2 separate regions of the Homo sapiens genome follow, and region 1 is linked to region 2. The links are chromatin loops, found by intact Hi-C in ENCODE. Cell type or tissue: heart right ventricle. All regions are shown on one strand. Each heading gives the region's core, and the rest is flanking DNA. Links, peaks and the distances in the headings are about the cores only. Region 1 has its middle 53 kb from the start of CIMIP6. Region 2 overlaps ACYP2 (acylphosphatase 2).

Region 1 (15,930 bases), core at 7,349-9,848, 100 kb before region 2:
GAGTCGTTCCCCAGGGTCACCCTGGTGCCAGTTCATGGGCCTGCTCCTCTGGCTTCAGACATTCTTGTTTTCTAGTTCCAATATTTTTTCTTTTGAGTGTGGCTGTGTATCAGAATCTCCTTCAGGTTGTATGCTGCCCAGTGTTCCTATGTGTCTGGAGCCATGTTGAGGTCGACTTCAGTTCATTGTGCCGCAGAGCTGGAGATCTCCATCTCTCTCCATACCCTGCTTGCTCAGGGGCGTCTGCTGACTGTTCATTCAGCCAGAGGACTGAGAGGTCGGAGGCATTGCCCTCTTTGGAGAAGGCTTAGGCCGCCCTTTATTCACCACTGCCCTCAACCTCATTCTTTATTCCTTTAGGCACCTAGAGAGTTCAGGTTCCTCAGGGAAGCCCCAGCTGTGTCTTCACATTTTTCTTCTTCCAGGATAAAGTAAAACAGGTCGAGATGGAGCCTCCTTGAGGACCAGCATCCCTCTCCCCTTTCCACATCCTTCTCTCTGTCGACCTGACAGAGGCCCAGGCCAGCATTCCTCCAGGCCTGAAGAGTGATTCTCTGGTTTCTCTGGTGTTTGTTCTGCTTCTTGCTGACAGATGTGGCTATTCATCTTGTTGGGGTGGTGAAGAACAGAGGCTTGGGTTTGGACGTGGAGATGGAGAGGAAGAAGTAGCCCTTCAGTTGTTTTGGCTCTTTAGATGCATGCAAAGGCATTCGTTAGGACCAGGCTGACTCACCACAGTGCTGCAGTGAGATTTGGAACCCAGGCTTGTAATAAAGCGTTGCTTGTGTTGTTGAAAGGGTGGTTATTTAGGAAGGGATTAGGATCCCAATGAGCCTGAATCACTTAGACCTGTGTTTCTCACGTGTGCCTGTGTATTCAAATCACCTGGGGGACTTCTAAAAATAATATGGATAGCCTGCCCCTAACTCAGAACAATCAAATCAGAATGTCTGAGGATGGGTTCTAGGTATCAGTGTTTTAAAACTCTCCTAGTGATTCGAATATGCAACCAGAGTGTCAAACCACCACCTTAGGCAAACACCATCTTAATAACGTCCCAATATTATTTCCGACACAAGTTAAAGTCAAGCATCTTCCCTCTTTAAGAATCATTAATTAGCTATGGGGAGAGGTTAAGAGAGCTCTGTGCAGACATGAGATAACTATTAACACATATATTTTTAAAAGGCCAAGAGACTGATTACCATGTGATACAACAAAACTTCAAAATCACGTGCTAAGTTAAGGTCAGTAAGCTAGGGAGTTCACTATTCCCCCTTTCCACCTCTTGATTATTTGATCTTTGTTTTGGTCTCTGTGGAAGACAAAGATGCTCAGTCTGCAACATTTTTGCAGCTGGAAGGATAGTCCCTGGAGTCCGAAGCCTTCACTTTATTCTGAGGGCTACAGTGTGACCCTACAGGGTTTAGAGTATTTTTTAGTCCTCATTGCTCCCTTCTTTATTTTGGGTTGCAGCCCTCCATGCAGAATCTTCTCTATGTTGTGCTACATTAAGTCCCACAAGGGACTCTTTGGCCACTCTAGAGCCATTCTCCAGTGCACCTGTGAGCTTCCCTCAGCTTTGAAGCCTTCTTGAAGGTTGAGCCAAATGTTGCCTGCGTGCATCACAGGGGAGAACATAGGCTCTCGGAAGATGCTGGGTTTTAGTGGACAAACAGTTTCCAGAATTCCCTTTAGGACACTCAGTTCCTTTCTCCAGGAAAGAGGGACGAGATGTCCTTTTCGCTTTGGCAGAATGTTCAAATGCAATCTCGGGGGTCCTTATGGTATATGAACAGAAGTTCATTGATCTAATTTCAAAAGGGCATGGACTAAAAACTCTTGAGAGGAAATGTCTGTTGAAAGGATCTCCTAGGTGCTTGCTATCTCTAGATAACCATGAAAAGTCACCAATCAATTCTGAAAGTCCTACAATTTCAAATCGTTCTCTCTGCCATCCTCCCAGGTCTACACTGACTTGCAGTTTGTTCTTCATTCCTTCCTCAACTGCATTAATGTAAAAATTCAACTGCAGCCATGCTATTTACCCCTTTTCTATGTTGAGGAAATGAATCTTTTGTCTCCTACTTTATTTCTTTCTCTTTTTACTTGAAATAATGTTTTTTTTTTTTATCGTGTTGTATTCAGTTTGCTTTGACACTTTTCTTTTTAAAACTTTTTTTTTTTTTTTTTTTTTTTTTGAGACAGAGTCTCGATCTGTCTCCCAGGCTGGAGTGCAGTGGCGTAATCTTGGCTCACTGCAAGCTCTGCCTCCCAAGTTCACGCCATTCTCGTGCCTCAGCCTCCCGAGTAGCTGGGACTACAGGCGCCCACCACCATGCCTGGCTAATTTTTTGTATTTTTAGTACAGAGGGGGTTTCACCGTGTTAGCCAGGATGGTCTCGATCTCCTGACCTTGTGATCCGCCCGCCTTGGCCTCCCAAAGTGCTAGGATTACAGACGTGAGCCACCGTGCCCCGCCTCTTTTTTAAAACTTTTAAAAAATAACTCCTTTCAGAAGGCTTATCCCACACATTGGTAAACACTAGAAAACATTGCTGTTACCTCAGGAGGATGTTGGAAGGGAACAACAGGATTATTCACTTTTTCTTTATAAAACTTTGTTTTCTTTACTTTCTTAAAATAGGCACATATTCAGCAATGAAAAATATTACAAAATAAATTCAGTCACAAAGAATCTAATGTGTTTGAATGTATGCAACCCCTTGATGTGTACATTTTGTCATAAGTGTACATACTATATGTATATTTTATAAATATACACATAAATACACAAATAAATACATTAGTATTTATAAAGAACTTCAGACACTGCCTCCCCCACCGTAGACCCAGTACATTATAAATAAAAAACCAAATATGTGTGCCATCATTTAACCAAACAAAGGATTTGCATTAAACCTGAAAGCGAAGGGAAATTCTGAGTTAAGTGTGAAGATACAATGCTTAGCCAAGTGTGGAGAGTATTCCACTGTTGATGGATATCTTCTGATGTTTTCTTTGTTCTCATTTGAGAAACTGGAATGAGTTAAAGTCAAGGAGCATGCTGAGGTTTAACTCATTCCATAGCTCCAGAGTGACACAGGCGTGATTTAAAGCCAGTGAGCCTGCCGAGATTTCAGTTCTTAGTGGAAGATGTCTGTCTTTGATTGATTGCATAGAACCAGGGGTTCTGAACACCTATTGTGACTGACCCAGGGCTGAATGCATCCAGGCAGATGGTTTGCTGCATTCCTGTAATTTTTCTGGTTCTAGTCAAAGCCCTTGGATGTGAGTAGCTAGTGGATCGATCGGGGACTGTTTGATGGGTCCTGGACCCTGCAACTACTCCCACAGCTCCAAAGGGTCTGGGGTATTTCTGGGTCAGACCCGCGCACCTCAAACCTTGAGAAAGACTGTAGGGTCTGGACCCTGACTAGGGCTTTGGGCACCTGTAGGACTGGAGGTGGGCTCTAAGCTAAGACTGTTAGAAGTGGGTGGCAGGGTGAACTAGGAGCACTCACAACCAGGATGGACCGACACAGAATCCTACACAGACTCCTGCCCAGCATGGAGGACAGGCTGCATCTGCCCTGACCTCAGCTCAGTGAGTTCAGCCAGCCCTGAACCAGCTTTGGTTTTGGCACAGTAGTTGGTGACAATGCTGCTCTTCCAATTAAGACTTTCCTTAAAGGCAACTAAAAAATAGGAGAGAATTAAATTTGCAATATGTTTTTGCAAATGTATTTTTCTGAGCTTAGTGCTTTGTAGCTGCATTTTTTTTTTGTTGTTATTAGAAAAAAACATCTTGCTAAACCATAAACAAAACTCTATTAAGCGGTTGCATTGGTGGTTGGAAATGGTACTGTTGCTAAATAAAAAAGTCTAACTTGATTTCGTTGGAATGGGAAATTCCACAGAGACTTGTGAAAAAAGTGCAGGGGCTTCTTTTGTATTCTTAGGCACGAATTCAAAGAATTCGATTGTTCATGGATCAATAATGCTACAACTATTATAACTTCTGAGATAATTCATGCTGCTGAGGTTTTTTAAGTTTCAGGGAAAATATTTTCATGAGGCCTACTTTGATGGGGCGAATTAAGTGTGGATTCATGACTGCTCAGGGAGGGATAGTTTGGGAACTTTCCCAGTGACTCCTTTCCAAGTGATGAGCCAAGTCCAGCCCCTGGGACCACACACTCACATCCTTCCGGCTATTTTATATGTGAAGGGAAGTCCCAGAGCACCTCCTGTCCTGAGACAACTGGTTAGGGTGGGGACAAGTTAGACATTATATTATAAAGTGAAAGTACCAGAAGCCCTCCCACCCATGTCCCAGGCCTAAAATCTAACTTGCTTGGCTTGTTTAGCTTCAGTAAGTCCCCTGAATTGGTGCCCTTTTAGGCTTTGGCTTTCCTAAAGGGGTAGACATTTATTTATAATTACAGCACAACAAAATCGCCCATACTGGAAATTAATTTTATGTACATTTAGTATAAAAGTACCTTAACATTTCAGTTTCGTTCTCATTTCATTTTAGCTCTCCAGAGACATAGCCTGACCAAAATACTGATTGCAGTATTTAGACATGGCCTGGGCCCTTTTCTTTCCGATAAAGAACAGGTGTGCTTATGGTTGAGGCACCATCTGTCTTAAAAGCTGTGTTTAGTCATTGTGATGGCTCACACTTGTAATCCCAGCACTTTGGGAGGCTGAGGCAGGAGGATTGCTTGGGTTCAGGAGTTCAAGACCAGCCTGGGTAACATAGCAAGACCCTGTCTCTAAAAGTGGGCCTGTAGTCCCACTTACTCAGGAGGTAAAGGCGGGAGGATTGCTTGAGCCCAGGAGTTCAAGGGTGCAGTGAGCTATGAAAACAAAACAACAAAACCCAAAAACCTTATGTATCTGATAGCATAGCAGAGATTCAACAAATATTAGATAAAGGAAAATAGGATCAAGGATCGATTCAGTTCTGTTTCAGTGTTTATCAAGTACCTTGCACGTCCAAGAAGAAAGGGCACAAACTTGTGCCCCCAAATCTGGCCATTTTCAACCTCACACTTGGTATGTCATCCAACCAGTGAAAAAATGATTTCCCCTGCCAACATCTTATTGAGCATAACTTCAGTGTGAACTTCTTCTGTATATTCTATAACAGAGTCATTATATCTATGTCAGGGTTTCTCAAACTGGGCACCACTGACATTTTGGGCCAGTTAATTCTTTGTTGTGGGGACTGTCCTATGCACTGTAGGATACTTAGCAGCAGGCTCCCCAGCCTCTATCCACTAGGCACAACCCTCCCCCATCCCCGACCAGTGATGAGAACCAAAAATGTTTCTAGACATTGCCAAATGTCCTCTGGGGGGCAATCACCCTCAGTTGGAAATCAGTGATCTATTTAAAATAATATTACATGGTTATGCCACTTTAAGCAATACTAAAATTTAAAAAACTCTAATAATCTGGGGTCTTTTCTTGTTTTGTGAAGGTGTTCTATAATATTCTACTCCAAGGAACACATACGGAATGGACTTTCCCCTGAGAAGTAAGGGTTTTGTTTATGGGAAAAATAACTGTTGTTTGGGGGTGGAGATTTATAGTTACAAAAGTTTTTAAAAATATTTAACTTATTTGAAACAATAATAGAAAAAAAAACCCAAAGATCCAAGTGGTCATAATCGTCACCTTGATGAACTCCTCTAACATTAAAAAAGTAAAATTAGCCAGGCATGGTGGCTAACACCTGTAATCCCAGCACTCAGGGAGGCCAAGGCAGTTGAGCTCAGGAGTTAAAGACCAGTCTGAGCAATATGGTGAAACCCTATGTCTACCAAAAAAACCAAAATATTAGCCAGTCATAGTGGCCCACGCCTGTGGTTCCAGCTACACAGGAGGCTGAGGCAGGAGGATTGCTTGAGCCCAGGAGGTCAAGGCTGCAGTGAGCTATGTTTGCATCACTGCATTCCAGCCTAGGCAACAGAGCAAGACCCTGTCAAAAACAAACAAACAAACAAAAGTGAGCATGGGAAACAAATGTCTCTTTCCTTCTGCTTCAGTCCCCAAAGTTAAATGTTGAAGTACAATATTTTTCATTTCAGGAAAAAAAAAAGTTTTCAGTAAGGAAAGTTTAAGCTTTCTTTGTGGAGAATTGGAACAGACATAAATGTGAACCTGAAGTGGAGACAGGGTGATGACTTAAGACTAATGCCAATTCTGAGCAAATCAGAAAGGAAGCCTGGGGCATTGCTCTCCTTAAAAGAGTATGAGACTATTTATTACTTATCTACTCCCTAGGTACGGATAGTCTTCCTTTTCCCATGGTGCACAGGCTGCATATTTTGGAAATATAGTTGTTTTTAGCTTAAATCTGATAGTTTTAACTCAGCAAGTTTGCTGAGACTGGTTTTCTGGCAGAGAGTGCCGTCCCCATCTTTGTTAAGGCTGACCTGCTGTGGTGCTGCCAGGGACTCATTTACTGCCTTTTTTCCTCGGTACACAGGGCACCCACTCTTTCACTCCATTACCATGTTGTTCTGGCGAGAACAATTAAGCCTTTGTCATGCTCTGAGTCTCCCCGCCTGGCCGTGAATGGGCACAGGTTTCTAGTGAAACGGCACCCATCGCTATGTCCCTGTCCTCTCCTTAAAAGGTGCCTGTAGATTTCAGCAGCTTTCCTTAATGAATCGGCTTTTCAGAAAAGTTCTAAATTTGTTTGATGTCCTGAAGCACTTGAGGCTCTTGATCTAAAAGTAGACATTATGAAGAATTTCTTAGTATTCTCTAAGCATGCTTTCCATCCAGTGAATGAGTCTCTTTATGTGTTCTAGCCACTGGCACCCTAAAGTTCAAAGACATACAAGTAAAAAGGGCCATTTGTATGAGGGAAAAAATATTGGAGAGCAACAGGATTTTTTGATTCTTTGTGACCTTTTATGACATTTCCCCTTTTAACATATTGCTGTTTCTTCATTCACTTATTCATGCAGTCACTGACATAAATTAACCAACAACTGTACGTAAGACACTTTGTTAGGCACCATGTGAGATGCAAGGCTAACTGGGAGGGAGCATGTCAGAGTGGCTAAGGACGTGACTTTAGGAATCATCAGATTTGTCAGCTTGGCCTCTTCTGGGCTATGAGCAAGTCACTTTACCTCTCCCAGGCCCATATTTCACATCTGAAAAATCAGAGTAATAATAGTATTTACTTGAGAGGTTTATTGCGAGAATTAATTGAGATACATTGGCAAAGCACATACCACCAGGCGTCTTGTAATTTCTCATTTCATGTTTGTCTTAGTCCGGTTTGTGCTGCTATAACAGAATACCAAAGACTGGGTAATTTATAAAGAAATGAAATGTATTTGGCTCATAGTTCTAGAAGCTGAGAAGTCCAAGATGGAGGGGTTGCACCTGGGGAGGGCCTTCTTGCTGTGTCATCCCATGTCAGAAGGCAGACAGCCAAGAGAGTGTGCAACAGAGAGAGTGTGAAGGGGGCCTACCTTGTCCTTTTATAAGAAAATCGCTCCTGAAATAACAGCATTAATCCATTCATGCAGGCAGAGCCCTCATGTCCTACTCACCTCTGAAAGGTCCCACCTCTTAATACTGTTACAATGGCAATTAAGTTTCCAACACATGCTTTTGGAGGACACAGTCAAACCATGGCAATGTAGTTTTTTTTTTTTTAAAGCAACTAATAGACTAAAATGAAAAAATATATTTACGCGAATAATTATTTATGGTAGAGAACAATAAATGCTATGAGAAGTAAAAACGAGAGTATATTACATAGAATTAGCACTATCTACTATAGCAAACAAGTCCCAAATTTGTGGTTTAACATGATAGGGGTGGCTTTCTAGGGTAGCACTCCTCCAAATGACTCAGAGGTCCTGGCTCCTTCTGTCCTTTGGCTTTCTAGAGCTTCATTCACTTCAACACAAAACTAGGAAAAAACAGTTTGTGTAAAACATTATATGGAATGATTTGTAGCTAAGCCTGTATATAAGCTGCTTATTAATCTGTTAGTTATCTGTTTATGACAGGTATTAACATGATTTAGATGGGATCAGGAATTCAACAGCAGCTTAACTGGATGGTTCTGGCTCTGGGTCTGTCATGAGACTGCAATCAAAGTTTGCCCATGCCATGGTCATCTGAAGGCTTGAATGAGATGGGAAGATTCTCTTCCAAGAGGACTCATGACTGTAGGCAGAAGGTCTCAGTTCTTTGCTGGCTGTTGGTGGGAGGCCTTAGTTCCTTGCCATGTGGCCCTCTCCACTGGGCTGATTGAGTGTCATTACAACATGGCCATAGGCTTCCCACAGAGCCAGTCACCTCATCTGAGAGGGAGGGAGGGGAGAGGGAGGGCAGAGGGAGGGGAGAGAGAGAACACATAAAGCGGAAGCTTAATGGCTTTTATGATCTAGTCTCAGAAGTCATATACTGCCATCTCCGCCGTATTTGTTCATTAGAAGAGAATCACTATGTCCAACCCCCACTCAGAAGAAGGGGAATCAAGTTCCACTTCTTGAAAGAAGTAGTATCAAAGAATTTGTGAACATATTTTCAAACCACTACAGTCTAGAAATGATGAATATCACTTCTGTCTGCATTCTGTTGGCATAAATCCGCCACATGGTCCAATTAAGTGAATGTGAAATGTGGTTTATTTGTGAGCACAGGAAGGAGAGGAGAATGGAATATGGGGTAGAAAACATCTGTGTTTATTAGCATGTGGAGGGTCTAGTTAGTAGATGCAAAGGAGGAGGTTAAGACTGAAGGGAAGAGGTGATATTTGAATATAGGTAGGATTTGAAGAGGTAGAGATACTGGAGAGGATATTTCAAGTGGAAAAATAAAAGGGCATGGAGGCAGGAAATGAGATGGCTGTAGCATGGGTGAAATGAAGTAGCTAAAGATCAGGTTGGAAAGGCATGCTGGGACCACCAGAAACTGTAAAAATGGAATCTTTCGATTAGTTGCAATGTTTTATAATTAATTCTTCATTGTTTATATTGCTTTTCAGGGCATATCTATAATGGCCACATTATCAATGATTTTCATAAGTAAACATGTTACTGCACTGGCTCAGTTTTATTGTTCTCAATTTCTCTTGAATATTTACTCTTAGAGCTCTTTGGACATTGATAACAATATAGTGATTTAGAATATTGTGTAGTATTGAGTACCCAAATGGTACTGATATTTAGAGAAATGGCTAAAAGAGAAAGGAAATTAGAATGTTTGTTGTCTTTCATTGTTCACATTTCTATAGTAGGAAATTTGTGCTTTGTAATCAGACTGACTTTATTAAGTTCTCTTCAGCCACTTAGGGAGTGAGCTACCTAACTTCTCTGGGCCTTAGCTTCCTCATTATAAAAATGAAACTGCTAATACTTACTGTGAATGTATTTCAAGGAGAAAATAAGATGGCATGAAACCACCTAAAAAAACATGCCCGTGATCTCTCTGTTCCTTTTCTTCCTGCACTGTGGCACAGGACCACTGTTACAGTCTTGGCTCCTTTTCTCAAGGTTTCATCTGGAAGGAAGACAAGAACACCCACTGAAAAATTATGGGAAAAAGTCTGATGGTTTACAATCAAGCGTTAAATCAGATGGAGTTCTGAAATGTGCCCATGATGGAAAAGTCATTCAAGCCTCAAAAGGGCAGATGGCACAGGAGTGAAAGGATGAGGAAGGCTGAATAGGCTCATAAAATCATAGATTTCAGGATTGGAAAGGTCTTTGAAGAACAGCATAGCAAGTAGTTGAAAGGATGGGGTTTGAAATTAGGCAAAGCCAGGTTCTAATCGTTTCTTTGTTCCTCGCTAGCTGTATACCTTTGGACAGTTTATTTCATCTCTCAGTCTCAGTTTCCTTATCTGGAAAATGGGAACAGTAACGTTCCCTGTAAGGGGTATTAAGAAAACGTGAGAAAACATAGGTAAACTACTTAGGGCAATGTACAAAGTAAGCCTTAGTAAATGGTAGCCTTTGATTTGTGGAGCCTTTTTATGGTAAGTAAAGAAACAGGCCTAGAGAGTTGTAACAACTCGCTCAACATCATTTGGGGGTCAGTTAGGAATTGGAGTAGAACCTCAGATTAGAACCAGCATGAACAAAGGCATAGAGGTTGGTAATATCATATCACATTGGTCTGGAACAGAGAAGGCAAGGGAAGGTTTGGGCAGAGAACGGTGGGGCAGGACCAGGCCTTGAAAGCAGGAGAGCAGCTTGAGCTTGATGCAGGAAAGAGGGAAATGTGATCTCAAATTCCTGGGCAGAGAGATGTTTTTTGCAAGCATATTCTGAGACTTCACTGCAAAGAGATGAATGATATAATTAATACAATAGACTTTGACTCAGAAATAGGAATACAGTCATTCAGCCACAAAACCCAGTGGAGAAAGACCTCCTAAAAGGCACCCAAGGCGTTTCGGCATTCTTAACCCGTAGTCAAGGAAACAAGAAGACTAAAAAAGATATCGCCACAGAAACACTGTTTTGAAAATATCTGTAGAGGAAAGAGGAAAACCAACTACGTCTTTTGTGCCCATGTTCCCATGGTAGCACGTGTCTGTACAGAATGCTTGGTAAGGCATGGGTGTAATCATGCGTATGTGTATGTCTGTGTGGGCATGTGTGTGCGTGCACACATTGTGTATGTCAGAGGCAAGTGTGGGAACTAGGTGTGGAGGACACATAGCCCTGGCTCATGTGGCCCTGCAGTTAGGGGAGAGCGTATCAGCACAAGGTCTCCCTGTAATGTCGACAGGTAGATAAGGAATTCCCAGGAGCTTTTTGAGTGTTTTAACTCTTGTGCCAAATGAACTGTGGAGTAGCATCTCAGAGGTCACTTTGGGTCAATATAGAAAGTTATCAATCAGCTGGAACCTGGAACCTTGAATACATGCAAATGAGAAGACATTCCAGGTGGGAGAAGGCAGTGTGATGTCATGGGAAGAACTGAGGCAGTGCAGGGGGGTTGGGGGATGCGGCATGGGGAGGCGGTCAGATGTATTTGCTTTGGAATCCAGGCTTGTACTAACTCACTGAAGAGCCTTTGGCAATTTGTCTCATCAATACATTAGTGTCTAAGAGTCATCAGTGAAAGAGAATAATAAAGTATACATTTAGTGGTATTGTAAACGTCAAAGGAGGTATCATAAATACAAGCACTGAGCATATAGGAGGCACAGAACACATTTATTTTCCTTCCTTCTTTTTTATTTTATTTTTTTGAGATGGGGTCTTGCTCTGCTGCCTAAGCTGGAGGGCAGTGGAGTGATCTTGGCTCCACTGCAGCCTCAACCTTCCAGGCTCAAGCGATCCTCCCACCTCAGCCTCCTGAGTAGCTGGGACTAGAGGTGCACAACACCACACCAAGCTAATTTTTTTTTTTTTTTTTAGAAGGACTTTCACTCTTGTCACCCAGGCTGGGGTGCAATGGTGCTATCTCGGCTCACTGTAACCTCCACCTCCTGGGTTCAAGCGAGTCTCTTGCCTCAGGCTCCTGAGTAGCTGGGATTACAGGCACATGCCACCATGCTCGGCTTCCTTTTTTTTTTTTAAGTGGAGATGGGGTTTCACTATGTTGGTCAGGCTGGTCTCAAACTCCTGACCTCAGGTGACCCACCCACCTTGGCCTCCAAAGTGCTGGGATTATAGGCATGAGTCACCATGCCTGGCCAACTTAATTTTTTGAATTTTTGTAGAGACAGGGTCTCCCTATGTTGCCCAGGCTGGTCTCAAACTCCTGGGCTCAAGGAATCCCGCCTTGGCCTCCCAAAGTGCTGGGATTACAGGCATGAGCCACCATGCCTGGACTTTCTTTGCCCTCCTAAATAAGGGATTCTCGAAACTTAGACTACTTAAGAATCACCTAGGAGATGCAGATCTCACCTCATCCCCAAGAATCTGATTCAAAAGCCTGCAAGTATGGCCCAGGAATCTGCATATGAACTAGGGCCACAGGTGATCTGATGAGGTGATCTAATAACCACACATTATGAAACACTAGAAGAGTGAGAACTGGAGAAAAAATAGAAGCCAAAGGATAAAATGTGAAATGCTTCCCAGACGTCCTTTTTTGCCTGTTTTATGATCCACATGGATGAGGAGGCATTGTTAGGGGCAGCCAGGTCACTTTCCAGAGATGTCAGTCACAGCGGATCAGGCCAATAAACCACATTTATAGCAAAAGCCTTGTTTTGAAGTTGAATCAGTGTAATTTCCTTGTATGAAGCCAGGCTAGGAAACTGGAGCCCTAGAAGCTACTTTTTGCTGATATCTAATATCATTCATTTATTGCTTCGTTCATTTGTTTCTTCGTTGGTTTATTATTCATTCACAGGTTTGGGTGCCTGCTGCGTGTGAAGCTTAAGTAGAGGCTTGCGTGCCTGTCACATGAGGTTTACAGTTCATGTTCTCTGCCCTCAAAAACCAAAGATGTGAAAATAAGACATTTTAAATCCCTGCAAAGGACAGTAGTACAGTACTTTCATCACGAAAGCACAAACTTAGGAGTAGAGATAACAAGGTCTACAGCTGTAAGAATTCAGGACATGCGGGTCCAAAGAGGCTTATTTGAGCTTTTGGGAACCGAGCTGGGACTTGAAAAGGGAGTTTGATTTAAACAGAGTAGAGGGGACAACATTCCAGTTTTCTCCTTTGGTTGAATACTTCTTTTTCTGTATGGTTTTGTGAATTGTTATATATGCTTTAGTTATTTTTGTTAGAACCGGTACCTCTGCATTTTATTGTTAATTATAATATGCTCTGTTTCCTGAGAAAGCTGGGCATTTCTGTTTCTTCCTTTCTAGACAATATTTTGGTAATTTCACATGCATATTTTCCCAAATATCTTTCAAAACAAAATTTTGATGTTCTAAAAAAAATGCATTAACATATATAAAACATATGATTTGGCCAATTAATTAGGGAAGAATTTAAGTTGCTGCAATAGACTTCCTGTTTAAAAATGTTATTTTAAACTCCTGTTGGTTGAGCTTAGGTGCAGGCCTGCACCTGGATAAGCTCCGGAGGCTGCAAAGCCGTGTGAGGCTGGGATTTTTCGCAGGAAAGACTAGCACTGGTTATCCTGCGTTGGTAACCCAGGGGAATATTATCACCACAAACCCAGGTCAGTTTTGTTCACCTTCTGCCCCACAATGGCAACTCTAATTAAGAAGGTTAAACTACTGACTGTTCCCAGGTAACAGGATGATAAAGTCAATGTTTTTCCCAGCTGGATTCCCAAATCTGGTAAAAAGGAAAGGAGAACTAGGTTCAGCCTGCTGTGTCCTGATGCTCCCGGCTCTGCAGGGCTCTCTAAATAGCTCCCACCAATTAACGGGGGAATCTATGGGCACACGTTAAAGAGAAGCACTCACATGTACTAAGCTCCTGTTCTGGGCTGGGTGTTTCACGTATGTCAACCCTTATACTTCACACGTGCTCTATTTTTAAGTGTATTCGCTACCAGCTTTATCTTTTTCTTTTTACAACAATCCCACAGCTAATAAATATTATTAAATGAAGGCTTAAAGGTTAATGAAATTACACCTTGACACAGAGCAGTCACTGGTCTATTTGACTCCAACATCTGTGCCTTTCCTCATCTACACACTCTCCAGCCCCGACGCCAAGCCCAAGGAGCTGTGAATACAGACACCTACTGTTGCCACACAAACATACCTATGGACTGCTGAAAACACAGAGAGAGCTGGATTTTCATTAAGGAAATAATGACTGTGATTTTCCTGGGAAAAATAGTGTCTGTAGTATCTTGCAGTGTAGCAATCTCAGGGGTGTGCTGGAGCCGACTTGTATTGGCTTGCAAGAGCCAATTGTTAGGTTTTACAACCAGCTGAGAATTCCTGAAAATCTATCATTAGAAGTTAAATTATATAAATGTATGTAAACTATATAAACTATATAAATTATATAAATAAAATTATGTTAAAAATAAATGTCATAAATATTCACAAGTTATTTCCTAATCATTTTACTGCCCTTGATTATTGCCTCTTCTCTTGAGGTAGAAATACTATATAATGGTGCTATACACTGTACACATCTCTTCCCAATTGATATTCAGTTAAGTTTTGTTGGTAGCTTGACATCAGCCATGGGAGTTGTAGCTACACGACGGAAATTGGTCAATATTACGAATCAGGCTGTTGTTTTTCAGGGAGCGTGGGTTCAACGTTTATCAGCACACCATGGAGAGTATGCAGACACGAGCCGTAAATTCCCTTTGTAAGGGAATAAACAGTCCACAAGGGCTGATGAATAGCTTCTGTAAGCCCAAGAGTGCTAGCCTCTCCTTTGAGACTTGGCCGAGAGAACCGAAGTCAGGAAAACGGACTGCTAAGGTGAGAAGTAAAGACTGTTCTTCAGAAGGACACTAGGTCATTCACAAAATCCTGGCATGCAAACTCTTGTGTGAACTTCACAGTGATCCTGGAAGGTAGTGCCTTTGCCCTCCAGGAAAACCAAGACTAATTTCTTGTGCTAACAGTGCCCAGCTGGGAGAAGCCCTGGTGTGTAGCTAATACTTTTTCCAAATACTTCAGCTTCCTGGGCCTCAGTGCAAATGGTCAAGCAGTGGTGGCCCTGGCTGTTGAGGTGTGTGAACACCATTCACAGCAGTTGGTGGCATGTGGTGTCTGGCAGGCTTTCTTTAACTCACTCCATGTTACTCCTCATCCTGGGCACTGCCAGCCCACTGCACCAATGAGTGTATAGTGCGTTATCCTGGGTGACTGTCACCAAAGGTCAGATTTATGTCCATGGGAATAATTGCCTGGAAATGAGTAAGATGGAGTAATTGGGATGAGGGTCAGAAATGAAATTCATAGCCTCAAATGTAAAATCATGTCTATTCCAGTGAAGGAATTTCTACCCCAAGAGAGGGGCCACAAAGCGAACTTGAGATTTTAAGGTAACTGTGATATTTTAGGGATCCTTAAGACTTAGTGAGTTGGTACTTACGACGACAGGAATATAGTTAAGGATGTCTTTGGATTTTATTTTTCTTCAACTGTTTGCATGAAAAAATTAAAAAACAGGCTGAGCACTGTGGCTCATGCCTGTAATCTCAGCACTTTGGGAGGGTTGCAGACCAGCTCGGGCAACATGGTGAGAGCCTGTCTCTACCCAAAAAAAAAAAAGGTAGAAATCAGCCAGGCATGGTGGCATGCACATGTGGTCCCAGCTACTCAGGAGGCTGAGGCAGGAGGATTGCTTGAGTTGGGGAGGTTGAGGCTGTAGTAAGCTGTGTTCATGCTAATGCATTCCAGACTTGGCAACAGAGTGAGTCACTGTCTCAAGAACAAAACCAAAAATGTTAAACAATTTTTGTCACTGTAAAAATTTTAAACAACATTGAAGAGTATAAAGCTAAAAAAGGGAGTTGCTTCTTTATCTCTACTTTCCAGGGATAGTCACATTATGGTGAGTAACCTTCCAAAACGTCACACACACACACACACACACCCCCTATATGATTTGAAAATTTTAAAACAAAAAATTGGAACATACTACCTATATCAATAGCTTTGTGACTTGCTGTTAGTTCACATGTATCTTGGAGAAGATCTAGCCCATGCTCAAATGCACAGTAGAGAATTCCATTGTGCAGATGTATCATAATGTATTTTAAAAGTTCCCTTGTGGACACTGAAGTTTTCTTCAATTGTTTACACTTAATATAGCAAATAGATGTCCTTGTAAATATGCTCTTGTTTTCTTGTATAGTTATTTCTGTAGCATAGACACCAAGGAGTAAAATTGTAAAGTAAAAACATATACACGTGTACAATTTTGATAACTTTTGTCAAATTGCCCTTCTAAAAGGTTGTACCTATTCTCTCACATTAAAGTACCTGCTTTCCCCCTTACCCTTACCAACATTGTA
Region 2 (15,930 bases), core at 6,579-9,078:
CTGATACTGTTTGTTTGATTTTATAATGGAAATGGTAGGGGTGGGGGAACAGATTTATTTAAGGAGTTTTGCTTTACGGCCGACTTCGTTAGATACCTTTTCCATTAAAATAAGGCATGCAACGTTCTATGGTTATAAAAACCACGTCTTCAAGGCACCAGTCTCTGTGGCCGTGGACTCCGGGACCAAGCCAGGCAGCCACGGCCTCGCCCGGGGAAGCTTCAGGTGCCATTGATCGCGGGGCGGCGGCAGCCGGGCACCCACCGGCTCCGACCTCTGTGCCGAGAGGAATGTGCAAGTCCTCAAAGGGAAATTCATAAAGCGAAGCCCTGACAGCCTGATGCAATTTGCGCACAATTGAATTAAAAGAATAGCGCCAAGGTGGGATGGAAAGGCGGCTAACGACACAAGAACCGCTAGAAGAACAGATGTGCTAGATGGAAAAGCAGAAGCAAAAATCACATTTTAATGGAAAGACGACTGTTTGGCTGTGTATTAGACACCGGCTGTATTGAGCATACTACATGTGGTTAACCCTGAAGATGGGGGCTCTCGGAATGCCTTGAAATATTTGACGAGAATCAAAAATAATGAAGCCCTTCTTTATGGACATGTCTCATTGTTAGGGAAATGGCTACCTTTTGAACCTCCCAGGATTTTTTTTTTAGATTCTCCTATGTGACTCAGTTCATAGGGAGGCTCATGATGGAAGGTAAGAATGCCATAGTAATGTTTTAGTTGGTAGGTGGCTGCCTGTAAATGGTACTTTTATAATTTCAATATTTTTCGGCACAAATGTGTTAAATGCTCACAAATTTCAGTCTGTTATGTAGACAGAGATGATCATAAAAAACGTTTTCCTTTTTGTACTCATATGCCAACTTTTAACAAAAATATAGAACAAAATAGAAGGTGAGGAAGAAATATGTATCTTCCTAATAATCTCTGCAGGTTATAAAACAAAGTCATTGCTAAATCCCAATAAAGGTGTTTCTGCCTAGATTTTGAAAACTAAAATTGGGTGTAGAATTGTCACCCTAGTAACAAAAAATTTAAAGAGCTTGGGCCTGTTGGTTGACTTAAATCTGCTGTAGTTTTCATAAATAAATCTAAGTTATTAACAGCTTGGTGAATTTTTGGCAAATAAGAGGACGTCATCAATATATCCAAGTTGCTTATCTAGTGGGAGGTGACAAAGTAGAAGAAGGAAGGATGTGAGGCTGAAAGGGAGAGGAGAGAAACATTTCATGGAAGAGGTTGTCTGACTTTAAGGTGTGCTCAATTTTGCTGACACCATTAATGATCAAAGAATATCTAGCAACCAGAATCAAAATGTAATTTAACTTCATTATATTACACCTCCCTCTTTTGAATTGAAAGCTACTTATATATAGTTGATAGCTGTCATTCTTTAGTTTTCCAAATGACTTTTAGATGATGAGGCTTTGAATAGAATTAAAAGCTTGGGGTCGCAGAAGTTACAACCATGAAACTAAAGCCAGTAGGTGGGTCCTGCTGTGGAAGAAACTGGACTCCCTGAGATTGGGTCTACAAAGTGCAGTTTGGACTTGGCAATCATCCAGATAAGGCCTCAACCTTTGGGAGCCTCTTCTAATTACACACTATTTCCTGCTACAGCTAAATGTACATCACAGAAAGAAAAAAACTAGTTAGCAGCTTTCTGTGGGATCCTACAAGGCACCGTTACATCGGTGGAGTTGCCAAAGCTCTTCTCTGGTCAAGGAATTGATCCTAAAAGCTCTCTGGAATGATCAAGTTTAGGGGAACAAACACCTGATTTCCTAGGAGATCAATTTATAAACTAGAATACCATGCATCATTTATAGTAGGCAAGTATATCAGCCATTTATAAAATAATTTTCCTTTTGAGGGAAATGCACTAATGCACTAATGAGACAGAATTACATTAGATTGTTCTTTCTCTAGCCTAGGTGAAACCTGGCCTAGAGAATATACATAATGATAGTATCCTTTTCCCCAGGAAGCACTGAAGAAATGGTAATATGGCCCACCTTTTTAAAAACTACACCACCCACTGCTTTTCACTTAACAAATCACTACCTCAGACAAGTTAATGAGGCTATAGTTTTCTTTTTAGTTGCTCTGTTCCTATATGGAGGATATGCCTTGGTCACCTGCATTATGCTGAAACACAGTCTGTTTCTGTTTCTAGGGTAAAGAAAAGGGAAAGCTTATCACTTAATTGTAGTATCTTTACAGACCACATCTTAAGGCAGCTTGCTTTGAAACAGGTGATTTTGTTTCCATTTTGGAAGGCAACAGGTCTGATATTTTCCCTGGATAGAGGAAAGGTGAAGGGAACAAAGCCCTCTCTAAATTGTGGCTACAGGAGTGGCAGGCAAGTGCAAGAATACCCCTTTTCCACAGAGGGAATTAACCCAAAGGGAATGACTGAAAGGGTCATTATGTTCTCCAAGACAATCAAGCAAGCAGCATAGAGAGTCAACGTGCTGATGAGGGAATGTTCCCAATACTGTGGGTGCTGTTCAAACTACCCTCACACCTAGAAATAACAAACACTGTTTAGCCAGCTTACAAGTCTGCAATTTGGTCAGGGCTCAACAGGGAAACCTCATCTTTGCAGTACTTGCCAAGAGCAGCTCTGAGGCTGAGGACTGGAATAACTGGAATCACTTACAAGTCTGGCAGATGATGCTGGGAAAACTCAGTCAGCTGGGTTCTGCAACAGCTCTGGCTCCTCAGTCGTCTCCCTCTATCCCTACATGACTTCTTCAGCATGGCGGCTTCAAAGTAGCCAGACATTTTATGTGTGTGTTGTCACAGGGATCCAAAGGTATGTCCAGTAGAGCCAGGCAGAAACTGTACTGCCTGCTCTAACCTAGTCTTGGAAGACACTCAGTGTCACCTCTAACACATTCTATGAGTTTGAAGTCAGTCACTAAGGCTGGCCCATGTTCAAGGGGAAGGAAATTAGATCTCACCTACTGTGGTCTGAATGTATCCCCCAAATTTCATATGGTAAAATTTAATTGCCAGTGTGACAGTATTAAGAAGTAAGGCATTTAGGAGGTGATTAGGTCATGAGGGGGGGCCCTTATGCATGGGATTAGCCACTTATAAAAAGGGCTTGAATGGGTAAGTCTGTTCCTTCCATTCCTTCCACCTCTTCTGCTATGAGGACATAGAGTTAGCCCCCTCTGGAGGAAATGGTGTTCAAGGTGCCACCTTGGAAGAAGAGATCAGGCCATTATCAGACACTGAACTTGCCAGCACTTTGATCTTGGACATCCAAGCCTCCAGAACTGTGGGAAATAAGTTTCTGTATACATTACCCAGTCTAAGATATTTTGTTATAGCAGCACAAATGCACTCACCTTTAGTGAAAAGAGTATCAAAAAATTGGGGAACATGTTTTTAAATCACCAGGGTAATTTTATGTAGTTAAATAATTATGTGATAGTATACTCTTTACTAAGTCATTCATTCACAAATACTTACGGAGCTTTTTACCATATATTGAATAAACATTGCATTTCAAAGTTAAAAAATTCTAGATATTATAGCCTGAGAAAACTCACATTTGGATATGATTTTATGTATTGAGAAGGCTGTATTTTGTTTTAGGCCTGTCTTTGAAAGTTTTCAAACCAGCACAAAATGTCAGATGAGGACAAATCCATTTAGAGAGGAGTATAATCAAAACAGCATAAAGATTTTTATTAGAATTCATTTAAAACCTGAGAAAATGGAAGTATAAATCCTTAATCAGTACAATTATATTCTAGAAAAGTTATCTGTTGAGCAAAGTAGTGTAAAAACGGATCATCTTTTCTACCAATTTTATATTTTCAGTTGCCTGGTATGTGAAAGGAGGATTGTTCTCTGATAGACATAGATGACTATTAGTTAGGGTTAGATTCAGCTTTGAAGCACAGTAATAGTGGCTTGAAGAAGGTAGTTTACAGAGAGTCCCTGATGGGGGGACTCTTTGTAATGGTTCAACTCACATTTTTTAGACTTTCTGGTGGTGCTAACATGATAAACATTTAGTAGAAATCTTACTTCAAATGTTGAATTTTGATCTTTTTCCAGGCTAGCAATATGCATTGATATTCTCTCACAATGTTGGGCAACAGCAGCAAACCACAGCTCCCAGATCACGAGGGTAAACAGTGGATACTCTACAATGTACTGCATTGCCAAATAGTTTAGCCCAGCTATAGGGTTGGTCTTGAATGCCTGGGCTCAAGAAATCCTCCCATCTTGGCCTCCCAAAGGCCACTGCGCCTGGCCCTGAGCACATTTAAGGTAGGCTAGGCTAAGCTATGGTGTTCAGTAGGTTAGGTGTATTAAATGCATTTCTCACTTACAGTATTTTCAACTTACAATGGGTTTATTGGTACATAACCCTATCATAAGTCAAGAAGCATCTGTATTCCTTTATCATATAAAGGAAGCCTGAAGGTGGGCAGTCCAGGACAGGTATGACAACTCCATACCTTCAGAGACCTTTCCAACTCACCACTCCATGATTTCTAGGATGTTGTCCTCCATTCTCATAACCCAAGATGGATGCTAAAGTTCCAACCATCACATCTGTGTTCCAGACAGCAGGATAGATGAAGGCAAAGAGGAGGAAGATTATATATGTTTGCAGTATGTTAAAAAGGTTTTCTAGCAGCTGCCACACAATACTTCTGATTACATCTCATTGGCCAGAACTCAGCTACAAAAGAGACTGAGATGTTGTCAATGTAGGCTTTATTCTGAGTGGCTGTGTGCCCAGTAAAAACACATGTATTACAATAGAAGGAGAGGATGATTACTGGAGGACAGCTAGCAGTCTTAGCCACAGGGTGGAAATTGAGTGTTCTGTTTTGGACACAGTAAGCATGAGATGCTTTTTAGACACCTACGTTAACAACAGAATTTAGGAGAGAGATTGAAACTGGAATTATAAATTGGGAACTGATTACAGATGATATTTAATGCCACAGGGCTAGATGGCAATACCTGGGAATAAATGGAAACAGAAGAGAAGTGGTCAGCAAGAGGAGCATCCCACAGAATAGGCTGAGAAGATGGAGCAAGTGAGGCAGAAGGAAAGCCAGGAGACCGTGGTATCCTAGAAACTCAGTGCTGTGGTCTGAATGTTTGTGTCCTCCCAAAATTTGTATGTTGAAACCTAATTCCTAATGTGTTGTTATTAAGAGATAGGGCCTTTGTGAGATGATTAGCTCATGAGGATTCCAAAGGGACCAGTACCCTTATAAAAGAGGGCCCAAGGGAGCTTGTCAGCCCCTTCCACCATATGAGGGCACAGCTGGAAGGCAAAATCTTTGAAGCAGAGCAGAGCTGTCACCAGACGCTGAATCTGCTAGTGCCTTGATCGTGAACTTCCCAGCCTCCAGACCTGTGAGCAGTAAATTTATGTTGTTTATAAATTACCCAGTCTATGGTGTTCTGTTACAGCAGCCTGAAGAAACGAAGATGCTCAGCAAAGAAGGTATTTCAAGAAGGGGGTCTCAACAGTCTCATGGGTTGCTGAATGTTTAAGTAACACAGGCCAAAGAACTGATCACTGGATTTGGCAAGTTCAAAGTCAAGGACACTAGTTGATCCTGGTTACAATGGAGAGGTAGAAAGCAAAGCCTGCTGGGAGGGAATGAAGAGAAAAATAGGTGGGTGAGAAAGAAGAAACAGTCAACATAGCTTTATCAAGGAGATGTGCTATAAAGGGCTGGAGATGATGTAGCTCTAGAGGACATCTTTTAAAAAACAATTGTAGATACAAGAGCATATTTGTGTGCCTATGGGAATGATGGGATAAAAAAAAAGGTGATGATGTGAAAGAGAGCAATAATAGAAGTAGCAAACCAGGATCCAGGGTAAAACTGAGTCACAAGAAAAGTGTACACAAAGGAGTCACGTGGAGACACACAGGAGAATGAAATAAGGGATAAGAATGAGACCAAGAGGAAATACTAGATGAATAGATTCTAGCAGTGGAATTGAGGGTAGCAAATGCTCAAAAGATAAAGAGGATTCTCTTGAGGGCCACCTCAGATAGACTGGTAGTGGATGCCTGGGGCTGTATGTTGAGGAGACGAGTGAAGCTTTGTCCAGGCTCCATGGGAGAAAGTGCAGTGATCAGTGATGCATCCCCCAGTATTCTGACCTGAATCGTTTATGGAGCCTGCTTTGGCCTACAAGCATGTGGATGCTTTTTATGAGTCTGGCTTTGGCTTTTAATTATATGATTTTTTTTTACAAAGTTTAAATCATATTATAAGAACTGTTATAATCTTTTCCACTTAATATAAAGAGAGTTGTCACTAAGGCTGGAGTGCAGTGGCACGATCTCGGCTCACTGAAACCTCCGCCTCCTGGGTTCAAGTGATTCTCCTGCCTCAGCCTCCAGAGTAGCTGGGATTACAGGTGCCACGATGCCCAGCTAATATTTGTATTTTTAGTAGAGACGGGGTTTCTCCATGTTGGCCTGGCTGGTCTTGAACTCCTGACTTCAGGTGATCCACTCGCCTTGGCCTCCCAAAGTGCTGGGATTACAGGCGTGAGCCAGTGCACCAGGCCAAAGATAGTTTTTTAATGTTAATAGATCAGTGTCTACATTCTACATCATCATTTCAAATGCTTCTTAAGTCTTCCATTGTATGGGTAGACTCCGTTGTATTTAATCAACTTCCTATTGTTGGAAATTCGAGTTGTTCCAATTGTTAAATAATTACAAATGTTAAAATATACTTAAATATTTACTTGTAAAACTCCTACTATATTACATCTACTTTATGATCCAGAAGGCACTACGAAGTCACGGTTTAAAACCATGGGCTTTTGAGTCAGAGCTAGACCTCTGGGATTCTAAATCTGTCTCAGGGTCTTAATCTGAGTAAAATGGGTTTAATAATATTTATACCTTACAGGAGTGTTGTGAAGATGAAAGGAGTTAATATATGTAAAGCACTACACAGAGTCCTGGGGCATGGAAAGCATGCAATGAAAGCTAGCTCATACAACTGAAGGGGCTCACGTCTACCCATCTCTGCCCTCAATGCTCAGCCCAGGGGTTGACAAGGTGTTCAATGAATTGCTTGTTCAATGAGTAATTTGTATAAGATCTTGGTAACAATATTAAAAGGTTATAATCCTAGTCACAGAGATAGGACTAAATTAGAACTCTTTAATAAAAATCTTGAGGCAAGATATTCATATCTAACAGGAATTGTATATGTATGATAATTAGGGTAAGTTTCATCTTTTTATTTTCAATCATTCGTGCATTAGGATAAAGCCCAAAATGTGTCATAAATCACTGAATTGAAAACACCACTGTGCAAAGTATAAAAAATTTCAAATCAACCATGCTATCATCTTTAATTTGTGAATGTTAGAAATATTTTCATTCTTCACATTATTAATTAAAACAATAATATTTGATCATTGTAAAACTTCAAACAGGATATACAGGAAGCAGGAAGTGAAAGCTCTCCTTTCTCATCTCCCAGCCCCACTCTTAGATATGGCCACTCTTTGAAGGTGTATTCTTTCACACCTTTCCTGTGCATATACAAGTATACACACAGCTACCTGTGAATATGTCCATACAGAGGATAATCAGCATTTAATTATAAGTCACACAGCTCTACTTTCATATTTAAGAAAAAAAAAACTTCCAAACAATTTCCATCAGAAAAAATTGTCACTAGTCTGGTGTTTTTATCCATTAAATCTTTGTTTCTAGTGATTTCCCCAGGAGTGAGTGGTTCATTGTAGTTGGCTAACCATGTAAGAGCAAGCAATAGAACAAAAACAAATGTTTTTGTTCTATTAATAAGGAAGTGAATAAGTTTTCTTAAACATTCATAGGAATAGATGGAGAAAAACATGTGACCTGAACTAAGATCAAATCAGGCAGAACTTTGTTCCAGGTCAGAAATAGTTTTAGGATCTTGACATATGACCACAAGGGCCATCTGCTTAGAGCAGGGCAGAGTAAAGCAAAATGTGGAGCAGGGTGAGGACACAAAAGAGGAGTGGATGAGAGGTTGGAAATTGTCTGAAAATGTTAAAGCTGATTTTAGTTTCCCATCGTCCGTGACGGTGGGATTTGGTGGTCATTTGTTATTTTAGTTATTTTATTTAAAGTCCCCAATCTCTAACCCTAACAGATACAGGAGTGTAAATAATATTTTTATTCTTTGAAGGACTTGGAGAACTTGTATATTCTTCTGTTATTTCATAAGAGATTTTAATTTACTATTTGAGATGTTTGAGGCAAAAAAATACTTAAATTAACATATATTTCACTACCAAGAGAACTGGTGTCTTCTGGGTAATGAATTATGAATAACAACATATGAAATAAATAGCAACAGTCACTTTGGCTCCTTTGTGGAAGAACATAGGATATAAATAAGTAAGTGTATACATGAAAAAATGAAAATAAACAGTAATGATGCTTGCTAACTGTGTTGCTTGCTTCTGTTATAACTCATTCATTCTAAAAAAATAATTAGCTGATAGGGTATAATTACTATTTTTATAATCTTGTTCAAACAAATTGAATTTGTGTAATGGAAAAAAAGCAAAACTTAGTAAAGCATTTTTCATAATCTAGGATCTATGTTGCTACAATCTGTATTTAACTCCTTAGAAAATGGTCCCATAATCAAGATCTCCTTCCTAGTTCTCTCACCAGGAGTTGTAACACTCTGATTCACAAGAGTAAGCTTTTGATTTTGGCTTTTTAATTTTACTTCGTAATACCAGAGCCTAGAAGGAACTTCCACATCACAAAAAATTGAGCATAAGGGTTTCACCAGAGTCTAGCTCTGGTGATTTCTGCCACATGATATCTTTGCTACTATAATTCTAAGGAGATGGGAAGTCTTACTCGACTGAAATCTTGTCTAGCCACCAACATCATCTCATCTTTACCTGTCCTGGGTATCATCATGTAGGCTAGTAACTTGCACCCCTTAGCCTACTGACAGAGACATCTGTATCTCCTATAACATCCATTGACTATGCATGTGCACTGTGGCAGCACCACTGATTTGCTTTAAACATGGTACTTAATTTGATAACTGAAGTAAATAAGAATTATCTGGCATCCAAGGCATCAGAATATATCCCACTGTCAGGAAAAGGAAATTGATCCCTGACTTCTGAGCTGCAATGACAAAGTTAATCATAATTGGACTCTAAGATTGAGACTAATCAGATATTGAGTCAAGGTAATCAACTGGAGTTGATAATATATAGAATAATCTGGTTTTGAATAGTGCTTTGCTGTTTTCAAAATGTTTTAAATTATGTTATTTCGTTTAAACCTCCAACTTCTCTCTGAGGAAGCTATTATTATTTCCATTTATAAGTGAAAAGACCTAGCCTCATAGAGATAAATTCCTCCTCTTCTTGGTGATGTTTCCTTTCCCACCTGGCTTTTATATACCTTCCCTCTATGATTCTGACACCTGGTAGATTCTCTTCAAAGAATTCACAAATCAATGATGCTACCCACTCAGTGGAATACAAACCTATCTTCCAGTTACCATCTCATTTCTCTTTCTTCCTATCGATTAAGTTTCTTAAGAGTAAAATATACTCAATGTCTCTTCCCAAGTTCACACTTACTCTTCTACCCATTGAATCAGGCTTCCAAGACAACTCCTCCACTAAAACGGCTCTCAGGAAGGTTGTCACAGACCACCAAGTTGCTAAATGAAAGGCATATATTGTTTTGCCATCTTACTTGACATTTTTCCTTTTCTCTGCCCACGGCTTTTGGGACACTACCCTTTTGCCTCCCTCCTGTGTCTCTAGGTGATCCTTCTAAGTGGGAGTTCCTTTTTACTTTGTTCAATCCTTTTGGTGATCTCTAGGCTTAATTTTGTGTTCTCTTAATCTTGATTTACTCTCTGAATGACTTCATCTGAACCCATGTTTATCATGAAAGCTGCAGCTTCATATACCATTGACTACTGAACCTCCCCGCTTGTATCCTATCTGCCTCTACCTCCATGCCCCCTTCCCACCCACACCTCCCTTACCCAATGTGCTCTTCCTCCTGCATTCTGAAACTTGGCAGAATCTGGGCAGTCACAGACTTTCAACCACCCCCTGGACAGTCAATCAACCATGATGTCCTCTTGATTTTAATAATCTTTCATATCTCTCTCTTCTTCACTCTTATTATCCCTGACTTACATCAGGTTCTCATCTGTTTGCCAGGGATGCAGGTCAAGATTGCCTTGGAGGCTTTGGGCCATTCCTTAGTAGGTGCAATGAAAAAAACAGATTTGTAACTTTCCTATCATGGTGTTTGGTTCTGGATATCTCCTATTGTTGGGTCTCAGTGGTGGGTCTTGGTCAGGAATGATGAAAATTACAAACCACAACTTGCATTTATCTTCCCTGTAGTTGAAGTTTATCTTAAAATGGGCATGGAAGAAGATAAGATAGCAAATCCAAAGCATTTAACAAACAGGTAATAGATACCTATTCTGTAATCTGTGCTAAGCATCTGGGATACAAAGACAAATATGGCATTGTCCCTGTCCCCAGTGCACTCATGTTCTAGTGGGAAAGGCAAATGATTACAATTCCGTATAATACTTGGAATGATGAAGGAATGTGAGAAATATTCTATGAATACAGGAGAGTTTTCATCCATGTATTCATTTTGCCTTTATTGCATTAAGTGTGTGAAGTGGGGAGGGAGGGAGTGGCAGCATGGCTGACAAGGTAGGGTAGGGCTTCCAGAGACGTGAAAATGCTCTCTTTCAGATAGAGACTGCAGCTCTTGAGACTGCAGCTCTGGATCCTGCCACTGGGGGTTCTGGGAATTCTGTTGGCTATTTTCTCAAGTGGTAGAATTATCCCAAACAAGTTACACAACCTCTGTGATTTCTAATTTCCATAATTCTAAAATGAAAAGTTGGTTAAAATCGGGAGTTGGCAAACTTTTTCAATAAAAGGCCAGATAGTAAATGTGTTAGGCATTGTGGTTCATATAGCCTCGGTATATGTGGTAGGCTTGTGGTCCATATAGCCTTGTTGCATTTACTCAACTGGGTCACTATAGTGCACAAGCAGCCACAGATAATACATAAACAAATAAGCCTGGCAGTATTCCAGTACAACTTGATTTACAAAAACAAGCAGTGGGCTGGATATGGCCCACTGGCTATCGTTTGCAAGCTCCTGGTCTAAACGATCTCCACGATGACTTTCAGATCTGCCATTCCATAGGTTCATGAAACAGCAGTTCTTAAATTCTTGATATACTTCATATTAGTTTTTAAATATACTTTTGTTGTGGTTGACCAGTTTAGAAAATTTTACTGTGGCATTAAAAGTGGTAAGATTTGAGGTTTAACTTATCATGGGTCAGTTAGCTTCTCTCTGTTCCATGACTGTACATCACAGACATCAACAAATTCATGGCCCTGCATGGAGCCACAGAGCTCCATGACTGGACAAATGTCATTCTTCCTTGTTTCTGAGAACACAACCTCAGCACATGCTTCCTTAATGATAGTACAGCAGCATCTATATACTGACATTATTTAGTTCCTTTCAAAAAATAAAATTATTTTTAAGAAAAGTTGTTAATATAATATCTGGCAAAAGAAACCTATAGGTAAATAGGTATGTTTCATTATGAAACTTTTAAATAAGCCAAATTGATTTTTATGGCTACTAAGCAAAAGAATGGTTTAAAAAAAAGTATGCTGTTATGCATGTAAGCTAAAGCAGAATCGGCAAACTGTCTATGTCATAAAAGCCAACAATTCTCTACTTTTCCAATGGTAGACATTGCTAATCAATCCTAGCAGTTTTCCCCACAGACTCTGAATGGATTCTCATAATTATTCCAACTCGCTGAGCCAGGAAATGATGCCAAGTTGATTGGCATTACCATGCCAGATAAAATCTATTGTCACAGTGCAACAAAAGTTACTATACTTTTTCTATTCCAACCACCAATTTATTCTTGCTAAAAGATGTAACCCTGGCTTCAGCAGCTATAAAATTCAACTCAACAAAATGAAGATAGGGTAAGTCTCACTAAAAAACCTTTCATAGAGAAAAACCTGGCATTGTTTATTGAAAGACTTAAAATGGGCTAGGTGCGGTGGCTGACGCCTGTAATCCCAGCAATTTGGGAGTCCGAGGCGGGCGGATCACGAGGTCAGGAGATTGAGACCATCCTGGCTAACACGGTGAAACCCTGTCTCTACTAAAAACACAAAAAAATTAGCTCGGCATGGTGGCGGGCGCCTGTAGTCCCAGCTACTCAGGAGGCTGAGGCGGGAGAATGGCATGAACCTGGGAGGCAGAGCTTGCAGTGAGCCGAGTGAGCCACTGGAGTCCAGCCTGGGTGACAGAGCGAGACTCCGTCATAAATAAATACATAAATAAATAAATTAATTAATTAAAATGTGCATAGTAGTTGGAGACTTGGGGATTTATCGCATTCTCTTTTTGGGTACATTTGAAACTTCCTATAATAAAATGTTTTTAAAGTATTCAATGAAGATAAAAATATCATGGTAAATGACAAGTAATATATTATTACATAAAGGTAAGGTAAAATATAAATTAAGAAATAATATAGAACTGAAATAATGAATGTTGCCTAATTGTAGAAAGCTTTGTGCCTATGATTATCTAGCACATGAAATTATAAAACAATTTTCATTATTGAAATCATTTTTTTTTTTAAGACGGAGTCTCTCTCTATCGCCCAGGCTGGGGTGCAGTAGCACGACTGTGGCTCACTGCAACCTCCGCCTCCCAAGTACAACAGATTCTCCTGCCTCAGCCTCCTGAGTAGCTGGGATTACAGGCGCATGCCACCACACCTGGCTAATTTTTGTATTTTTAGTAGAGACGGGGTTTCACCATGTTGGTCAGGCTGGTCTCGAACTCCTGACCTCATGATCCACCCGCCTCAACCTCCCAAAGTGCTGGGATTGCAGATGTGAGTCACTGCACCCGGCCCATTTTACTAATTTCTTAATAGGCATATTAAAGGATTTGTGTGTGTTTATATAAATGCATTAAATATCTCTGGAAAAATAAATGGAAACTATTAAAAGTAGCTGTCTCCTAGGAGGGAAAAGGAAGGAGGGAGAGTTATTTGTCACTGAATCTCCCATTGGTCCTTCTGAATTTTTGTACATCTTGCCTGTGTTGCCTTATTAAATAGGTAAACAAATAAAATGAGCATGCACTTTGATTCAGCGATCCTGCTCCTAAAATTCTATCCTAATAATCAAGGATGTAGGTAAAGATTTTGCCTCAAGAATGGTCATTACAGCATTGTACGTAACAGGAAAGTGTTTCAAGCAATTTAAATGTCTAATAATTAGGATTTTTTATATGTTATTTCCATAAATAGAAATAATAGCCATTAAATTTATGAAGATGAATTTTTACTAATATATAAAGATGATTGTAATATGGTATTATGCTTTTTTAAAAAGCAAGTTGCAAAACAGGATGTAGCGGATGACCCCACTTTTGTGAGAAAATAACATATGGACAGGAAAATATTTGGGAAATGTGCATCAAAGGGATAATAGTGGTTACCCCGTGAAATAAGAATGGCTTTCATTCTTTCCTTTTTTAATTATTTTCAAATTTCTCCAGTAAATATCAATTTAAAATTAACAAAAGATTATGAAAGGGTTTGAGAAAGTCCCTAAAGGAAAAAAACAATTTTTCTTGTGTGTGGTGTGTGTGTGTGTGTGTGTGTGTGTGTGTGTGTGTGTGTGTGAAAGAACAATCTGAACCCAAAGAAAAAGATGAAATGTGGTTTTCATGATCAAAGTCAAAGTCATTACAATAAATGCTGAAATTTTATTGACAATGTCTCTAGCTGGGAGGTAATGACATCCAGAGTTAAACACTAATGAAGATTCTACCCATGGTATTGAGTCTTCTCAGTGGGTTTAGTAACTCCATCATGGTAATGCAAGGGTAATTTTTCCCCCAGTGTGTAAATAAGTGTTATAACATTGACAACTATTAGACTAATGTATGTAGGATGTTTAACAAAGGAGAATGCTGTCTGAAATACCTACACTAACAACATGGAGACACCAGACATTTTGAGTGAGAGACTTTTATTAACTAAAATATGCTATTGGGACAATGGCCAGAGGGGAAGGGTCTTGCACAGCTTGCTAAGGACTTTTACTTTTTCTGTAAAGACATGGATGAAGTTGTATTTTGGGATAAAAACTCAAGGTAAAGGATAGGTTAGAGGAATGAAAATTAAGCACAAGGATAATAATGATTATCGGGGTACAGTAATAATTGTAATCTCTTTAAAGGAATTTTTCCTAACAAGGATAGAAAGGATAAACATGTAAGCTATTTAAGTTCTAGTTTCAACTTTTTTTCAGAAAAAGATATATGACATATAAATATAAATATAAAACCCATACCAATTGCTTTGTAAACTCCTATCATACATATAATTAGGGATACGCTTAATGTTGCACTTTGACTAAATATTAACTAATTAGAAATTCCATTAAATCAGAATGTATTTTGCCCTTATCAAATAGTCCATTAGGCAAATCAAGCAGGGCTTGGATGTTCATTATAAAGCAATACGTGCTGACTTTCCAATTTCACCTAAATGTAATTCACTTAATATGTTAGATTATATAAATATGCTTAATCATTTCTCTATGCTTGATGTTCCTTAGAAAGGAAATTGTTAGACACAAAGCTGATTCACACTGATAGCTATCAGTTTCTCCCTGTCAAAGCCTTGGGAAGCACATCCCTAGGAGAGCTGAAATAAAACACTAGAAGATTTCCCCATTCCTAAATTATTCCCTGATTTTATGGAAAAGGTTCTAAAGAAATGTTTTCTCTCCTGACCTAATACTGGAAGCTAGAAATAGTCAAGTGGGACTATTCCTCTTTCAAAATTAAAGACTGTTGCCAGCATACTGATGAGATTTTTACCTCTATGAAATAGCCAATTTCAAATAGTCAGTAGCCAATCCTCAGTTTCCTGTGGTTGGGAAGAAGATAGTGAGATACAGGACAGATAACGAGACCTAAATAGTCAGCTGTTTCTGGAAAAGTATACTCAGATTTAGGTTCATATTAGTCTGGCTGCTTTAGAAATGATAGTTGAATTCATACAATTTAAGGGTTTACATGAAATCTAACTTGAATAAATAAAGAAAAGCAGCCTCAATTTGGTCATCCACTAGAGCTGAATCATTTTAACTCAGGGTTCAAATAAATTTATTGGTGCATTTATTAAAACCAAAGTTATTGAGGCAAGGAGGTTTTTTTTCTTCTTTTATACCTTACCTTACACAGAACTTAAAAATAATATTCAGAAGCCTGAAACATGGTCTAGTTAATTCAGGACCATCTCAGGTTGAACTGAGTATTTTGAGCTATGTGAGGTTGAACTGCATATTTTGGTTTAGTTAAATGATATCAAAAGCACCACTGTTTAATGTGGTAGCACAAAACTGCAGCTGCTATTACATCATTCTGCTTTGTATCCATGTTGGAGAAACCGTGCATGGCTGATGTAATGTTTTCTCTTCTTGCAAATATTGTGGCTCATAAATTTTGATTCCCTATGGCTCTCTCCCATGCTTCTTTTTATATAAAAACTTAGGGAAAATCTTTGACATTCTAAGGTTAAGTGATTTGCAATAAAAAATGTTTAATTTCCCTAGATTTTTCTTTTAGTTTCAGAGAACTTTTTTTTTTTTTTTTTTTTTTTTTTTTGAGATGGAGTCTTGCTCTGTCACCCAGCCTGAGGGCAGTGGTGTGACCATGGCTCACTGCAGCCTTGGCCTTTCAGGCTCAAGTGATCCTCCCACTAGCTGGGACCACAGGTGTGCACCACCGTACCTG

Evidence for each region. Peaks named below come from ENCODE experiments on the same cell type or tissue, not always from the same donor. Only the 100,000 strongest peaks of a DNase experiment are listed, where the experiment ranks them.
Region 1: a loop joins it to region 2, with 3 times the contacts of the local background. A loop is called at or near these places in 1 of 110 quality-filtered maps.

The regions. Positions count from the first base shown.
Region 1 is chr2:54,375,465-54,391,394 of GRCh38, reverse strand. It overlaps a transcript of CIMIP6 not described here. Among named protein-coding and RNA genes, the nearest start is that of CIMIP6, 53 kb to the right of the region's middle. In heart right ventricle, for the core only: no CTCF peak of the experiment used is centred there; no DNase peak of the experiment used is centred there; H3K27ac peaks cover 739 bases.
Region 2 is chr2:54,274,497-54,290,426 of GRCh38, reverse strand. The region is part of intron 3 of ACYP2 (acylphosphatase 2); the gene reads right to left. LOC105374610 (a long non-coding RNA gene) reads left to right here and starts at 10,789. Exons shown (of 2, transcript XR_007086321.1): 1 at 10,789-12,083. In heart right ventricle, for the core only: no CTCF peak of the experiment used is centred there; no DNase peak of the experiment used is centred there.